2 separate regions of the Homo sapiens genome follow, and region 1 is linked to region 2. A link is an interaction called in ENCODE POLR2A ChIA-PET data of the cell type or tissue named here. Cell type or tissue: PC-9. All regions are shown on one strand. Each heading gives the region's core, and the rest is flanking DNA. Links, peaks and the distances in the headings are about the cores only.

What was found. Peaks named below come from ENCODE experiments on the same cell type or tissue, not always from the same donor. Only the 100,000 strongest peaks of a DNase experiment are listed, where the experiment ranks them.
Region 1: POLR2A ChIA-PET joins it to region 2 with 8 read pairs; 9 of 35 experiments call an interaction of 5 or more read pairs at or near these places.

Annotation. Positions count from the first base shown.
Region 1 is chr2:47,041,023-47,046,022 of GRCh38, forward strand. The region is part of intron 15 of TTC7A (tetratricopeptide repeat domain 7A); the gene reads left to right. Among named protein-coding and RNA genes, the nearest start is that of TTC7A, 100 kb to the left of the region's middle. RefSeq lists an enhancer at 4,783-5,000. In PC-9, for the core only: no CTCF peak of the experiment used is centred there; a DNase peak (open chromatin) is centred at 2,749; H3K4me3 peaks cover 1,281 bases; H3K27ac peaks cover 4,310 bases.
Region 2 is chr2:47,307,030-47,317,833 of GRCh38, forward strand. The region is part of intron 3 of EPCAM-DT (EPCAM divergent transcript); the gene reads right to left. Among named protein-coding and RNA genes, the nearest start is that of BCYRN1, 23 kb to the right of the region's middle. RefSeq lists enhancers at 2,573-2,762, 4,023-4,092. In PC-9, for the core only: a CTCF peak has its summit at 6,044; DNase peaks (open chromatin) are centred at 3,352, 3,932, 5,652 and 6,232; H3K4me3 peaks cover 1,235 bases; H3K27ac peaks cover 4,198 bases.

The DNA of each region.
Region 1 (5,000 bases), core at 1-5,000, 270 kb before region 2:
CTCTCCTCAGTGATACTTTTTGGCCTTGCCCAGTGACTGTCCCCTGGGATGGAGGCCCTCCACCCCCACCCCAGTCAGGAGGAGCCAGAAGATTCCACATCTGGAGCCCACTGTTCCTCCCCAGGTCCTGCTTTCACAGGGAGGAAAACTTTGCTTCTGGACAGTTTGGAATGGAATTGGCCAGCGCTCTGCTTGTCAGCTGTGGGAGTCCGGCCCACACTGCAGCTATGGGGAATCAAGTAACAGGCTCCAGGACTAGGCAGATACTGTGTGCTCAGCACTGTGCCAGACGCTGGGGGAGGGCAGCGGGGCCCTGCCTGCAGGCACTTGCAGACCAGGTGGGGACGCACGATGAGGCACAGGACAAGATAAACGGTGGTTTCACCATCCATAGGCCGGGCTGGCTGCACACTGATTCTAGAATGTCTGACATTAAAAATGCTTGATACGCCAGTCGCGGTGGCTCAAGCCTGTAATCCCAGCACTTTGGGAGGCCAAGGTGGGTGGATCACCTGAGGTCAGGAGTTCAAGAACAGCCTGACCTACATGCAGAAACTCCATCTCTACTAAAATACAAAAAATTAGCCGGGCCTGGTGGCGTATGCCTGTAATCTCAGCTGCTCAGGAGGCTGAGGCAGGAGAATTGCTTGAACCCAGGAGGCAGAGGTTGCGGTGAGCCAAGATTGCGCCATTCCACTCCAGCCTAGGCAACAAGAGCAAAACTCCGTCTCAAAAAAAAAAAAAAAGCTTGATATGAGTTTACTATTAAACTCTTAAGCCTAGGTGGCAAAAAAAGATTATATACATAGTAGGGGAAGGGAAAATGGCTTCCCTCCACCCTTCTAGGGAGGAGGGCTTTGGCTGGGCTACAGATTAAATTGAAATGACAGATTAACGGGAAAAAAAACGTATTTAATTATATACGTATGCACAGAAGTCCCACCAAGTATGAGATTCGAAGAAAGACGGGATGATTGAAGCTTAATAGCATCTGGAGCTACAGAAAGGAAAAGGGGATTGGGGTTCCTGCGGGTGGTAGAGACAAGTTATAGGAGGGTGACAGAGAGGAGATGATGAATAAAGGTCCTTTTGTTATGCAGATAAAAATCTCTCGGGTGATAGAAGTTGTCAGGAACAGCCCTCTTCTTTATAGATACTTTTACTAATGTAGATTTCCCTGAGAGGTGGAAGTTTCTAGGCCAGGCAGTGTGGCTAATGCCTGTAATCCCAATGCTTTGGGAGGTTGAGGCAGGAGGATCATTTGAGCCCAGGAGTTTGAGACCAGCCTAGGCAACATAGTGAGACCCCGTCTAACAAAAAATTAAAAAACTAGCTGGGTGTGGTGGCCCATGCCTGTTAGTCCTAACTACTCAGGAGGCTGAGGCAGGAAGATTGCTTGAGCCCAGGAGATCGAGGCTGCAATGAGCTATGATCACGTCACTGCACTCTGCCTGGGCAGCAGAGCCAGACCTTGTCTCTTTAAAAAAAAAAAGGAAATTTCTTTTATAAAAGGGCAGCTTTTCAGAGCTACTCTGTGTCTGCAGTTTCTCGGAATAACCAACTCAAAATATAAAATATGCCAAAGTATATTTTGGGGTGGCATATTCTGGTCTCAAACAGTCATATTTTAGGGTGGTGTGTCCTGAGCCCCAAGTGTGTGTGTGTGTGTGTGTGTGTGTGTATATATATGTATAAAGTAATTAAGTGCTAATGGAACACAGTGCCAGACATTCAGAGAAGGACAGCGTGGTCACATAGGGACATCTTGGAGGAGGGCTGGAGCCGTGGGATTGAAATAGTTTTTTTAGTCTCAGAATCCTTTATTCAAGTGGTGTTTTAGGCTCAGTTGGTTTATAAGACAGGTAAGCAAGGGGAAGGGGAGCCTAGGCTTGCCTACTCTATCCCCAGCCCCGACTGCCAGCAGCCTCCCCCCAGCTTCCCCCAGGAGTCACAGCGTTCTGGTGAGGCTGTGGCCACAGCTTCGATTCCCCCTGGCTGTGAGGGCCCCAGAATGTCACCCACCAGTCCTGACGGCATGCCAGGGCTCCGCCAGGCTTCCTGAAGAAATGGGCTAAGCATTGATAGGTGGGTGAGGAGAAGCAGCTACCCGTTGCAGTGGACAGGATGGAGAGGGGGCCTGTGCTCCTTAGTCAGAAGAGCAGCTGAGTTGCTCCTTCTGAGGGAGTGGAGTTGTTTGCTGATCCCTGTTGGAAGTGGGAGAAAGTTCTGCAGTGAACTAGAGGCAAGCCAGCAGAGGCACAGATAACCACATCCTGACATCAGGAAGGCTGTCTTAGAGGGGGTTGTGCACAGCCCCCATGGGGATACAGAAAGCCAGAGGGCGACATCTGGTTAGGAGCTGGCTGAATGTCAGAGGGGAAAGGGTGATCTCAGCAGAGGCTACAGCAGAAGCACAGCACGGATGAGTCCCGGAGCCTGTTCCGAGGCTCAGGGAGCTGCTAATACCCATGTGATCAGTGTACCAGCGCCCAAGGTCATGGGGAGGATGGCAGGAAGGGAGGGTAGAGCCAGAGTGGGAAAGCTGTGAAGGCCATACAGAGGCACAGAAGGTGAGGACCACAGGTCAGGGTTCTTTGTGGAAGAAAATCCCTCTGGCAGCGCTCACCTGCCAGCCCAAGGAAATCTCAGGAGCAAATCTGGATCCTCCCAGGATCCTGGAGTGAAAGATCAGACCAGAGTGACTGGTGGAGCACTTGCCCCAGCCCAGAAAGGATGTGGTCGGGTTGAGAAAATCCGCTCTGGGCCACTCATGCTAATGGAATGTCAGCAGCTGCAAAGGTACAGCCTGCCTTTGGTAGAACTTACTGTGATGCCAGCTCAGTTTTCATCCACTTCTTTGCCAGGCACATGGTGTGGTCGGGTCTGCCCTAGACCCATTCCGGCCCTCAAAGATGAAGAAAATGAGAAGGGGGCTCTGGCAGAGAGAAGTGTGATGCCTGCAGAGGGCCCGGGGAATGCAGCAGGGCTGGCCTGCCCAGGGAGCTGTCCCCAGGGAGCTGTCCCCAGGAACCAGCCCAGCCCAGGGGACTTGGCTGACTGAGGGAGGGGCTTTCCCACCTCACTGACACCTGCTGCTTCAACCAGCTGCCCCACCCTCCACACCGGAGCCTCTTCTCTCTCCCTGACTCCCAGCCAAGTCCCACTCCACCCTGCTTTTCACCAAACACCAGCTCCAGCAAGACCCCTTTCCTGTTTCTTCCCCTGTACTGAGTCTGATCCAAAAATTCAGCCCTTGATTCTCTGGGCAGTGTGTCATTTATAGCGCTCTAATTGTTGTCTCGAAGGCAGCCATTGTGTTTTCTTCTTCATATTCCCGAAAGCACAGGCCCCTGATACTTATGGAGTGTTGGATCCTTTGCAAACCTGCGGAAGGAGAGTACAGTGGCAAGACCAGTTGTCCCCAGCAGTTGCCCACTGGGGTCATTCCTACTCAGGGCTGTGTCCTGCCAGCTGTGCACTCAGGTCCGTGCAGTCCATGCTAGGGGGATCCCGGTTTCTGCCCTTGGGACCTGATAGGCAAGCCAGGTGGTCGTTAGTTCTATGTTCCAAGATGGGTGCAGGGCATCCTAAGAATTGAGAGAGGTGGGATTTAAAGCCAGGCTTGGGATGGATGAAAATGAAGAGGAGAGTTGGTATCTGGGGGGCAACCCGTGTGCAGGGTCAGGAAAGGCATTTTGGGGATGCAGTGAGGAAGAAAAATACTTGTCCAGAAATCCCCTCTTCTGAAAATCCTGGGGCAAATTCCACCCTCTTCATTCTCTACCAAGTTGCAATCTAAGAGACAAAGTATGGAAAGATGGGCAGAGAGTAAGGACATCAGAGGGCTTCATGAAGCTGGGAGCCCAGGTCTTAGGGCAGAGGCCCAGCTGAGAGAGAAGATCAGAGGGGCAACTGCCAGGGGCAGGCCTGGCCTCACCGGGTGGCACCTGCAGCCTTCGCAGTCTGGGTAGGGACCCTCCGATGGAGCAGGCCTGTGTGCTACCCTCAGGTGGGCTGGTAGAACCTCCGGGCAGTGATCAAGTGCAGGCCCTGACAGTACCGTGGTCTTGCTCATCAGTGATACTGAGAAGAAAGGGCCTCACTACTCACCACTGGTGAGAACCGGGAGGTGCTGCCGTCTGGCCCTCGGTGGTTCAAACTCTTCGCAGGCTGCCCAGGCAGCTGGTTGGGTGAAAATATGACTGGACTTCCATACTGGTTGCTGTATAGCCACTGCCTGGACCCCTCCAGAACCCCCAGACCTCCCCAGCATCTGAAGGGCCAACACCAGTCACAGCAGGGCCTCCAGGGCTCCACCCCAGCTCTTGATGAGCAAGTGTCATGACTGGCCTGTGAGAAGCATTCTGGCTGTGCCTGCTGTGTCCAGGGTAGAGGGAGGGAGCCAGCCATCCCCGCTGAGGTCCTGCCTCCAGGTGGGACCAGCTCTTCTTCTCAACCATTCTAAGGGCCACTCCCCACACTGGTCTTACCTCAGAGGACTTTAGGTTTTCAGGTCGAAAGAAATTCTGAAGTTGCTTGCTCTCATTGCACGGTAACTGTCCCTAAATGGTGATTGAAAAGGATTTCACGTCACTTTAATCCTATGGATTATATAAGGGGAGCTGGCTATTTTGGGAAATCCAAGGAAGAATCCTTTGATAAAGCATAACACCGCCTTCTTTGTGTATCTCCAGGGTCAGGAAGCAAACTTTGCAGTTCCACTTAGGAGGCGTTGCTTGGGCACCTATACTGTTGTGGCTGGCAAGGTGGGAAGTGGAGCTCTGTCCTTAGGGGACCTCCTTGCCAGTTCCTTGCTCTACCTTCACTCACGGATTCTAAGTCACTGTCTGGATGGGTCTCTTATCCAAGGTCCCATGCTGGGCCCTGTGGGGAATGTGAGTGTAAGCCTGGTCCCACGATCATTAGGCACAGGGCGTTGCTTAGTGGAGGATGTGGGTAGGAAGAGCAAACCGAGCAAGACCAGGACTCACAGAACAGTG
Region 2 (10,804 bases), core at 3,154-8,153:
TCCAGCTTGGGTGACAGATTGAGACTGTCTCCAAAAAAAAAAAAAAAAAAAAAAAAAAGGAAAGAAAAATAAAGCAACATGTTGTGCTAGTCCCAGAGCTGGGCAGTGAAATTCTGCCCAATTAGGCCTGGCATTGAGCCAACTAGAGCCCCTGATTAACACCAGTGAGGATGTTTAGAGAGGGTGACACATGTTTTCTTCTCCTCTATGCCAGGCAGGTTGTTGATATAAGTACACTGTGAAAATGTTTACCATTATTCTGCCTTCACCTAATTAGAGCTTTTGGACCACAAACTTTACCCAGAGAATTTGACATTCAGAATGGAATGTAAAAGTGCAACATTGGAATACAGCTTGTGTATAGCTGAGTGACCTCATGGAACTGAGGCTTCCATCTCCCTGCAAGCCTGCCTGCAACCTGTTCCCTTCTGGTTTTGTTTGGTTGACAAGGCTAGTGAAATACCCATGGTGGAGGCTCAGAATCTTTTTGCAATTTCCTATCCCTGGGATGTTTGAAAGGCTAAATCTCCATGATAAGGATAGCTAGCATTTATTGAGTATTTGCTACCTTAAAAGATATTGCAATGTTGTGGCAAGTGAGGAAGCTGAGGCTTGGAGATGGTAGATGGTCTGCCAAGGACACACAAATCGTCAACTGTACAGTGAGAATTTTTTATTTTTTTATTTTTTTAGACAGAGTCTCCCTCTGTTACCCAGCCTGGAGTGCAGTGATGCGATCTCAGCTCACTGCAACTTCTACCTCCTGGGTTCAACAATTCTCCTGCCTCAGCCTCCCGAGTAGCTGGGATTACAGGCATGCACCACCATGCCCGGCTAATTTTTGTATTTTTAGTAGAGACGGTGTTTTACCATGTTGGCCAGGCTGGTTTTGAACTCCTGACCTCAAGTGATCTGCCCACCAGGACCTCCCAAAGTGCTTGGATTACAGGCATGAGCCACCACGCCCGGCCGTACAGTGAGAATTTGAACCCAGTTCTGTATGACTCCTGAATCCTCTTAATTTCCACACTACATCAGTATTCAACAGTCAGGACTGCCTACACAGGCTGCTTGATGGAGCTTCCCTGGCCTCCACAAAGAGAACCTCTCTCCATTAAGATTTGCTTTACATTAAGACTGGGACTTGCAGCACCTTGTCTGAGTCCCCTCCCTGACCAGCTTCCTTCTAGTAGCAGTTGTGAACTCAGTACTGCTTTCCTCTTACTCCAAAAAGTGCTGCTCTTTTCTTAAAAAAAAAAAAAAAAAAAAGTTTCTTCTGGTTATTTTTCACTGTAGAAGATTAAGAAAATCCTGAAAAGCACAGGAAGAAAATAAAATAATCCATAATTACGAAATTGAGATAATCTTTTAAAACAGCTTGATATATTTCCTTCGTGTACAAGGTGTTTTTCAGAGGCCTGTGGATCCCAGCCCCTCCACCAGCTCCTGACTCATGAGCTTCTCCCGGAAGCTTCTCCCTTTACTCTCATGGGCAAAGACTTCCTCCCTCAATCCCTCAAAGTGACCCCACAAGGACATAAGGCTATACCCTGCCACCTTCTCTTTTTTTTTTTTTTTTTTTTTTTTTGAGATGGAGTCTCGCTCTGTCACCCAGGCTGGAGTGCAATGGCACGATCTCGGCTCACTGCAACCTCCGCCTCCCGGGTTCAAGCGATTCTCCTGCCTCAGCCTCCTGAGTAGCTGAGATTACAGGCACATGCCACCATGCCGAGCTAATTTTTGTGTTTTTAGTAGAGACGGTGTTTCACCATCTTGGCCGGGCTGGTCTCGAACTCGTGACCTCATGATCCACCCACCTCGGCCTCCCAAAGTGCTGGGATTACAGGTGTGAGCCACCATGCCCGGCTTATCCTGCCACCTTCTAGCCTCAACTGAAAGTCAGAATTCTGGAGCCAAATTTTGGAGACATGTGGAGAACTGATACACAACAATTGTTACACTCTTTCCTCACTAAACTTTTTAAATTTTTTTTTTCATTTTTTATTTTTGGAGACCGTGTCTTGCTGTCACTCAGGTTGGAGTGCAGTGGCACGATCACAGCTCACTGCAGTCTTGACCTTCCAGGCTTAGGTGATCCTCCCACCTCAGCCTGCCGAGTAGCTGGGACTACAGGTGTGCACCAGCACGCCCAGTTAGTTTTTGTATTTTTAGTAGAGACGGGGTTTCACCATGTTGGCCAGGCTGGTCTCAAACTCCTGACCTCAGGTGATCCACCCAGATGATCCACCCGCCTCAGCCTCCCAAAGTGCTGGGATTACAGGCATGAGCCACTGTGCCCAGCTGATTACTCTTGTCTCCTGCTAAATCACAGACGTTTGGGGAGTTCCTTCAGGACCCCAATAAACTTGTCTGTGGAGGCCTGGGGAGTCTCTTCAGACCCCCAATAAAATTTGTTTAATCCTAAATGGATCCTGTTAAGAATTCCTCCATTATTTTGTCACGCTTTAAGGCCCAGGAAAGGCCTAGGCAAAACTCTTGGTGGGCTTTTGTTACATTCCAGTCTTTGTATAAGGGCACTGGCCCTTTCAGCTTTTAATATTTAACTTAACTACTCAGTCAGTACTTTCACAGTTGTTATGGAAGCCTGAGGATCTTGCCACTGCGCTCTAGCCTGGGTGACAGAATGAGACCCAGTCTAAAAAAAAGAAAAAAGAAAGAAAAGAATGTCCTGTATTCACACAACCACCACAGAACTGGACCTTCTTGAACAGTGCAGCATGGCTCATTCCTTCATTCTTTGATATCCCAACCCCTGCTCAGCATCTGCAGCATGGGGCACAGAGCAGGCACACCCTCCAATGCTGCTCTGTTCACTAGACGGCAGCTTTCTCCTCAGCCCTCAGTGTTCGGCTTGTGCACAGAAAACGTGAATCTAGATAATAAGAGCAAAGAACATCTCCACGGGACATAAGTAAACCACCACACCCCACCCACCTCTATCAACCTTATCTGCTTACTTGGAGCTCTGATCTCTAACAGGCAATTAATCCTCCCTTGTGGAACTCAAAAGTCACCTACCCATTCCCCAGGGAGCTGGGTGATAAGAAAGCGCAAAGTTTAGGATTACTCTTTGATAAGAGTCTTGCTTAAACAAGATCACATACAAAAGCCTGTCTGATCCCCACACCCTTCTCCCCTGGCTCCCCTCTCTCCTTTCTTCCTCTCTTGCTTGTAAGATTGCAAGATTGTGCAAGCCAACCCACAGACTTGGGCTCTGAAAGGCCTAATGCAAATTGCTTTTAGACACACACATTTCTTTCCCAGCCCTCTGTATTAGTCCACTCCCCACCCAGCAGGCCTCACCCTTACCCCCTACCTGGGAGTTGACGCTTGGGGCTCCCCTGGGAGCTGATTGCCCTGGTCTGCTCCTGGCCACTTCCCATTGGTGCTTGCTCATTTACATTTTAAAATTAGAGCAGAGTTCAACACTGTGGTTGGCTTTAGTGGCTCTATGAATTGTCCTACCCTGGTGAGAAAAATGCAGACAATATAGCCACCTGGGAAAACTTTGCTCCTAAAATAGCGCAGCCCCCACAGCATTCTGGCAACAGGTTGCTCTGTGGTGAGTCTCTGGCTCTGGGCTGATAGAAACACCCGGGGATGTAAATAGCAATGAGAAAAGGCCACTTGTACCACGATGACGTTTCGTGTTGGCGGGTTCTACCCCCACCCCAACCCCACCTAAGTTCTCTATTTTTGTTTTGCTTAAACTTCAGCTCACAGCATAAACACCCAGGGTTGAGGCTCCATTCTGCCCTAGAGCTGTGAGTGCAGGGTGAGGGGTTGTGGTGTCCTGTTCCTCCTACCATGTCCCAGCCCCTCTGTTTCAGTCTCAGCACTGTCCTCCCAGACCCTCCCTTCTGAAGGTCAGTTCCCTCTGCTGCAAAGTGGGAATAACAGCATTCGTTGGGAGGGTTGAATGAGTTGACAAAACCCATGCCTGGCACAGTGCCCGCCTGTGGCAGGCTGCAGTGTCTCAGGCCATGATTAAGACAGGGTTGTGGCAGTGATGCAGGTGCACACAGTGGTGAAGAAGCAGACGGTGGGGACCCTCTTGGCAGTCCCCGACCACACAGATGCATGGCAGGACCAGGAGGTGGGGGGCCTCAGGCTGAAACGGCCATCTCCCCAACTCCTCCTTGTTTGTCGGATTCCAGGCCAGCGCCTGGCAGCCCTTCGGCACAGAACTTCTTGTACATTCCACAGCAAGTGAAAGGGCTTTTGTCCCCACACAGGAAGAACAAATGACAAAGGCAATTGTGTGTCTCCCCACGGGCCCACACAGCAAGCTTGGGAAGAGAAAATTCTTTCCCCAAGAGTCCAGCTTTGCTGGAGCGGTTGCAGTCACAGATCAGTCAAACTGTGGCACAGCTCTGGAAGAGTGTGGCATCTGAGCTCCCACATGTGTGGCAGGGTGCTCATCGCACGCCCAGCACACACACATGTGCACAAACTCCAACACATTGCTCCTGCCCAGACTAGCTGGGCAGTGCGTCACAGATGCTCTAGCTGCAGGGGCTCAGGAGGGCATCACACCCACCCCCTTCAGGAGGTTATGGCTTTATTATTCCCTGATATGGTTTGGCTGTGTCCCTACCCAAATCTCATCTTGAATTGTAGCTTCCATAATTCCCACGTGTTGTGGGAGGGACCCGGTGGGAGATAATTGAATCATGGGGGCAGTTTCCCCCATATTGCTCTCATGGTAGTGAATAAGTCTCATGAGATCTGATGGTTTTATAAGGGGAAACCGTTTTCGCTTGGCTCTCATTCCCTCTTGCCTGCTGCCATGTAAGACGTGCCTTTGCTCCTCGCCTTCCTCCATGATTGTGAGGCCTCCAGCCATGTGGAACTATGAGTCTATTAAACTTCTTTTTTTTATAAATTACCCAGTATGGGCATGTCTTTATTAGCAGCATGAGAACAGACTAATACATTCCCCTTCCCAGGTGGGCCACAAAGGCCCAGAGGGTCCTACAACTCGCCATGGGTCTCACCGTGCTTGTCCTTTTCAGGCCTCATGGCCCACACTGTGAAGAATGTTAGGCACTATCAGAGAAAGATCTGTTTTCAAGAAGTCTATCCTGAAGGCCCTTCAAACACATAGTCATTGAGGGCCTATGAGAGGGTGGAGACTCCAGACTACCCACAGGAGATAAATTATACTGAAGAAATCATTCTCACTGGGACAGGATAGATCTCTCCTTTTACCATTTTTTTTCCATCCTTATTTTTCGTATTCTCTTGTAATTATCATAATAGGAAGCTGAGGGTTTGGAAGATTTTAAAATTTGTTAAAGGAAAAAACTTTTCTTATCAAATGAAATTATTATGCATCACTTTATTGGACCCCATGAATGGAATGGAATAACCCAACCCATTTCTGCTGCAGACTTGGCTGCCAGAGCCCTTGGTTGCTGAGTTTAGTGATCAGTCACAGTAACCAGTTCGTCCCAGGTACATCTGGTGCTCCTAATAGATGTCTGGCCTGGCATCTGCTTTTATGTTTTGTGTCTTGTTGTATCTTGAACTTAAATTTCATAAGTGATCTTTGTGCTGTGCAAAAAACTTTCATTGGCCTAACAGAGTTGGGAAATCTAGATGTTATTCCCAGTTCTGCCTGACTGACCAGTTCCACCTTGAGCAAGACATTCCCTCTATCTGGGCCTCTATTTCCTCATTTTGAAACCTATCTGTGTCTCCCAGACTTTCCTGTAACAGAATAACCTTGAGTGTTTGTTAAATATACAAAGTCACAGGCCCCTTCCCTAAATCAGGGGTGGGGACAGGGAGCTGGAATCTGTATCTTTAAACCTAGCATCCTGGTGGATTCTAATCATCTGGCAAGTTCAAAACATGAACACCAGATGGTTACCAAAGTACCATTCTATGCTATGATCTATAATTTATACAAATAATCTCTTAGAAGAAAGGAGATGAAGTTTGGTACAGATTTTGAAATCACGTGTCTTGTTCTTTACTGAATGTAGTTTATCATGATCCTCAGTTTTCATTTATAAACACACACAAGGGGGAACATTTTGTATATTCCTTTGCAAGGTGAAAAACCCAACCCAGGTGCTTGTTCCTCCTGTGGCTTTCCACTGGATTTTTACCAGGGTTGGGCCCCCGACTCCTACCCGTGGAGGCTGTGCTTCCTAGGAAGCTCGATGCATGTTTCCCCAGACACCTGCATGACTCATTCCATCACCGCCCTCTCTTGGGTGTTGACTCAAACGTCAGCTTATCAGTGAGGACTTCCATGGGGCTAATATCACAGCTCCCTCTCCAACATTTCCTATCCTCCTCCCTACTTTGTTTTTCTACTTAGCGCTCATCACTATTTAACCCACTGGAAATTTTACTTGTTTATTTTGTTTGCCATCTGTCTCCCCAACTAGAGATAAACTCCTCAGGGACTTCTCTCTGTTGTGTTCCCTGCTATAGCCCTCAATGCCTGAACTGAGACATAGTAGGTGCTCAATAAATATCTGCAGACTCAATGAATGAAATGCTTGCTGGATAAAGGAATGAATGAATGAACTTCCTGGATTGGTGTAGGTATTTGACTGTCTGTACAGTCAGAGGGACAGCCCCTCTAATCCCAGGCCATGCTCCAGCCTTCTCACAACTGTGCTCCTGGCCTCTGGGCTCATGCACACACTGGTCACATCTGAACCCCATGACTGAGCTGCCCCTTAGGTAACTGCATATCCTCTGTCCTCAGTCTCTCTCTGTGGGAAAGCTGGGGGTTACATGGAGCTCCACCCCTGCTCACAGCACATCCCTTGATGAATGCTGACTGTATCCTTTCACCCCAGCTGCTCCCCACCCTTCTTACTCTCCCACTGGGACCACTGAGAGCTTGGTTGCCTTTGCTCCAGTAGGGGGCTGTCCAACACTCAGCCACACTCCTGAGCCTTTCTCTAAAAACAAAATTTTCTGGCTGGGCACAGTGGCTCACACCTGTAGTCCCAACACTTTGGGGGGCTGAGGCGGGTGGATCACTTAAGCCCACGAGTTCAAGACCAGCCTGGGCAACATGACAAAACCCAGTCTCTACAAAAAATACAAAAAGTAATGAGGTATGGTGGTACACAGCCACTCAGGTGGCTGAGGTTGGGGGATCACTTGAGCCTGGAAGGTGGAGACTGTAGTGGCCAAGATTGTACCACTGCACTCCAGCCTGGGCAACAGAGTGAGACCTATCTCAAACAAACAAACAAACAAACACAAACAATTTCAGTCTGGCAAGAAAGCAAGTCCCCATCTTTACAAAAAAAAAATTAAAAGTTGGCTGGGCACGGTGGCTCATGCCTGTAATCCCAGCACTTTGGGAGGCTGAGGCGGGGGGATCACCTGAGGTCAAGAGTTTGAGACCAGCCTGGCCAACATGGTGAAACCCCATCTTGACTAAAAATACAAAAATTAGCCGGTTGTGGTGGCAGGCGCCTGTAATCCCAGCTACTCAGGGGATCGAGGCAGGAGAAACGCTTGAACCTGGGAGGCAGAGGTTGCAGTGAGCCGAGATGGCGCCACTGCACTCCAGCCTGGGGGACAAGAGCGAGACTTCGTCTCAAAAAAAAAAAAAAAATTAAAAATCAAGAATCAGCTGAGTGTGGTGGCACATGAAGTTCCTGCTACACGGGAGTCAGGCAGGAGGATTGCTTGAGCCCAAGAGATCAAGGCTGCAGTGAGTTGTGGATTGCACCATTGCCCTCCATCCCAGGTGACAGAGCAAGACCCTGTCTCGAAAATAAATAGCCGAGAGCGGTGGCTCAAGCCTGTAATCCCAGCACTTTAGGAGGCCAAGGCGGGCGGATCACGAGGTCAGGAGATCGAGACCATCCTGGCTAGAACAGTGAAACCCCATCTCTACTAAAAATACAAAAAAATTAGCCAGGCGTGGTGGCGGGTGCCTGTAGTCCCAGCTACTCAGGAGGCTGAGGCAGGAGAATGGCGTGAACTCAGGAGGCAGAGGTTGCAGTGAGCCAAGATCATGCCACTGCACTCCAGCCTGGGCCACAGAGCAAGACTCCGTCTGTAAAAAATATATAAATAAATAAAAAATAAATAAATCTTTATTATTAAAAAGACAGCTACTGGCACCTAGAGGGATGAAACAGAGTCCCAGAGCTATGAAGGAGGTGGGATTAAGCAGGGTCCGTTAACTTGAGTCTCTTGAGCTGGGGCCTAGAGAAACTGGTTCAAGTACTTGTGGCTCTTTGACCATAACTGGCCTAGGTCTTAATATGAGTGAGCATTTGAACTAGGAAAAAATGGGCACAAATACCCACTGCAGAAAGTTTATAACAAACAGGTAAACAAAAAGAAGAAAAACAACTACAGCCAACACACAGAATGCTTACTAGTGCCAGCTGTTCTAAGGGCATTTACATTGACCAACTTGTTTAATCACATCACAATCTGTAGAAGCAAAAAATTGCCCTGCTTCCAAAGTTAGCAAACATTTAGTATGCCATTGTCAGGAAAACAAAAACAAAATATTTTGCAACCCAAGATAAACCAAAACTAGCAGGTTCAACTCCAACTAGTTGTTGTACCCAGAATAATAAAACCTTGATTATTGTCAGTGAACTTTAGACTCCTTAACAAATACAATTCCTGGCCAACCATGGTGGCTCACGCCTGTAATCCCGGCACTTTGGGAGGCCAAGGTGAACAGGTTGCCTAAGCTCAGGAGTTTGAGATCAGCCTGGGCAACACAGTGAAACCTCGTCTGTACAAAAAATTTAAAAAATAATAATAAAATAGCCGGGCAGCTACTTGAGGGGCTGAGGTGGGAGGATCACTTGAGCCCGGAAGGTTGAGGCCGCAGTGAGCCGAGATTACACCACTGTACTCCAGCCTGGGTGACAGAGCGAGACCCTGCTCTGAAAAAACAAACAACAACAACAAAAATTCCTGTCCCTAGTTTTTGTTATGCTGGTGTCTAAAGATGTCGTGGCCTTAGTAAATGTAGTAATCATGTGAGAAAGTCATTGTTTTTCATAATGGGCAGACAAATGTAAACTATATTAGTTTCCCAGTTGCCATAACAAGTTAGCACAAACTTGGTGGCTTGAAACAACAGAAATTTACTCTCTCATAGTTCTGGAGACAAGAAGTCCAGAATCAAGGTGTTGGCTGGGCCATGCCCTTCTGAAGTGTCTAGGGGAGGCTCCTTCCTTGCCTCTGCTGGCTTCTGGTGGGTGACTCCAGGCATTTCTTGTCTGTGGCCTCATCACTTCCATCTCAGCCTCTGTCTTCATGCGGCCTTCTCCTCTGTCGCCCTTGTCTTCTCCTGTTCTGCCTCTTATCAGAACTCTTGTCATTGGATTTAGAGCCCATGTCAATAATCCGGGAGGATCTCATTTCAAGATCCTTAAATTAATTACATCTGCAAAGACCCTTTTTCTAAATAAGGTCACAGCTTCCAGGGCTTAAATCATGGGCGTATCTTTTCGGGGGCCACCATTCAACCGATTATATTAGCTCTGGTGGTCTTGAGGGTTTGTTTGTTTTACTGAAATGCTACAGTTATGTTTTTATATTTGGAGGGTCAGTCCTGAAGTTTAACTCTTGCACTCTTCGCAAGTCATTTGTTGCCTTCCTTTTCTGAAGATTTTGCCTCAGAGTTTTTCTTTGACAAACCTATGGTGATGTGGGTTGGTGCCATTATTATCCCTGATTTATTTATTTATTTATTTAGAGATGGAGTTTCGTTCTTGTTGCCCAGACTGGAGTGCAGTGGCGCGATCTCGGCTCGTTGCAACCTCTGCCTCCCTGGTTCAACAGGTTCTCCTGCCTCAGCCTCCCAAGTAGCTGGGATTACAGGCATGCACCACCACGCCCAGCTAATTTTGTATTTTTAAAGTAGAGATGGAGTTTCACCATGTTGGTCAGGCTGATCTCGAACTCCTGACCTCAAGTGATCCACACACCTCGGCCTCCCGAAGTGCTGGGATTACAGGCGTGAGCCACTGCGCCTGGCCTAACTTTTTTTTTTGAGACAGTTTTGTTCTGTCGCCCAGACTGGAGTGCAGTGCCACGATCTCAGCTCACTGCAGCCTCCACCTCCCGGGTTCAAGTGATTCTCCTGCCTCAGCCTTCCAAGTAGCTGGGACTACCAGCGTGCACCACCACCCCCAGCTAATTTTTGTATTTTTAGCAGAGATGGGGTTTCGCCATGTTGGCCAGGTTGGTCTCCTGACCTCAGGTGATCCACCCACCTCAGCCTCCCAAAGTGCTGGGATTACAGACGTGAGCCACTGCACCCAGCCCCACTTAACCTTTTAAATGCCCAATGGCCCTGGCTCCACCCTTCCTGTGCTCCCTCCCTTCCTGTGCTCCCTCCCTTCCTCCCTCCACCATCTCATTTTCATCCCGTTCCCATGCTACCCCTTAAAGTTAGGCCAAAGAGTTGTTAGAAAAACTATAGACTTCACCATCAGACAATCTGAATTTAATTCCTCACTAACTCTGTGAACTTGGGCCAATTATAAAATCCCTTTGAGCTTCAGTTTCCTCATCTATGAAATGGGGATAAAGATATTTAGCTGATATAATCATACTTGGTTGATAGGGTTGCTGTGCTAATTATTTAAATTAAAGGTACTTAATAAATGCAAGTTCTACATTTTTCCTCGGAAAGAGTCTGCCCTTATTTAAGTCTCAGCATAAATGTTATTTTATTATTACTATTACTTTTTATTTTGAAATAGAGTCTTGCTCTGTTGCCCAGGCTGGAGTGCAGTGGTGCGATCTCAGATCACTGCAACTT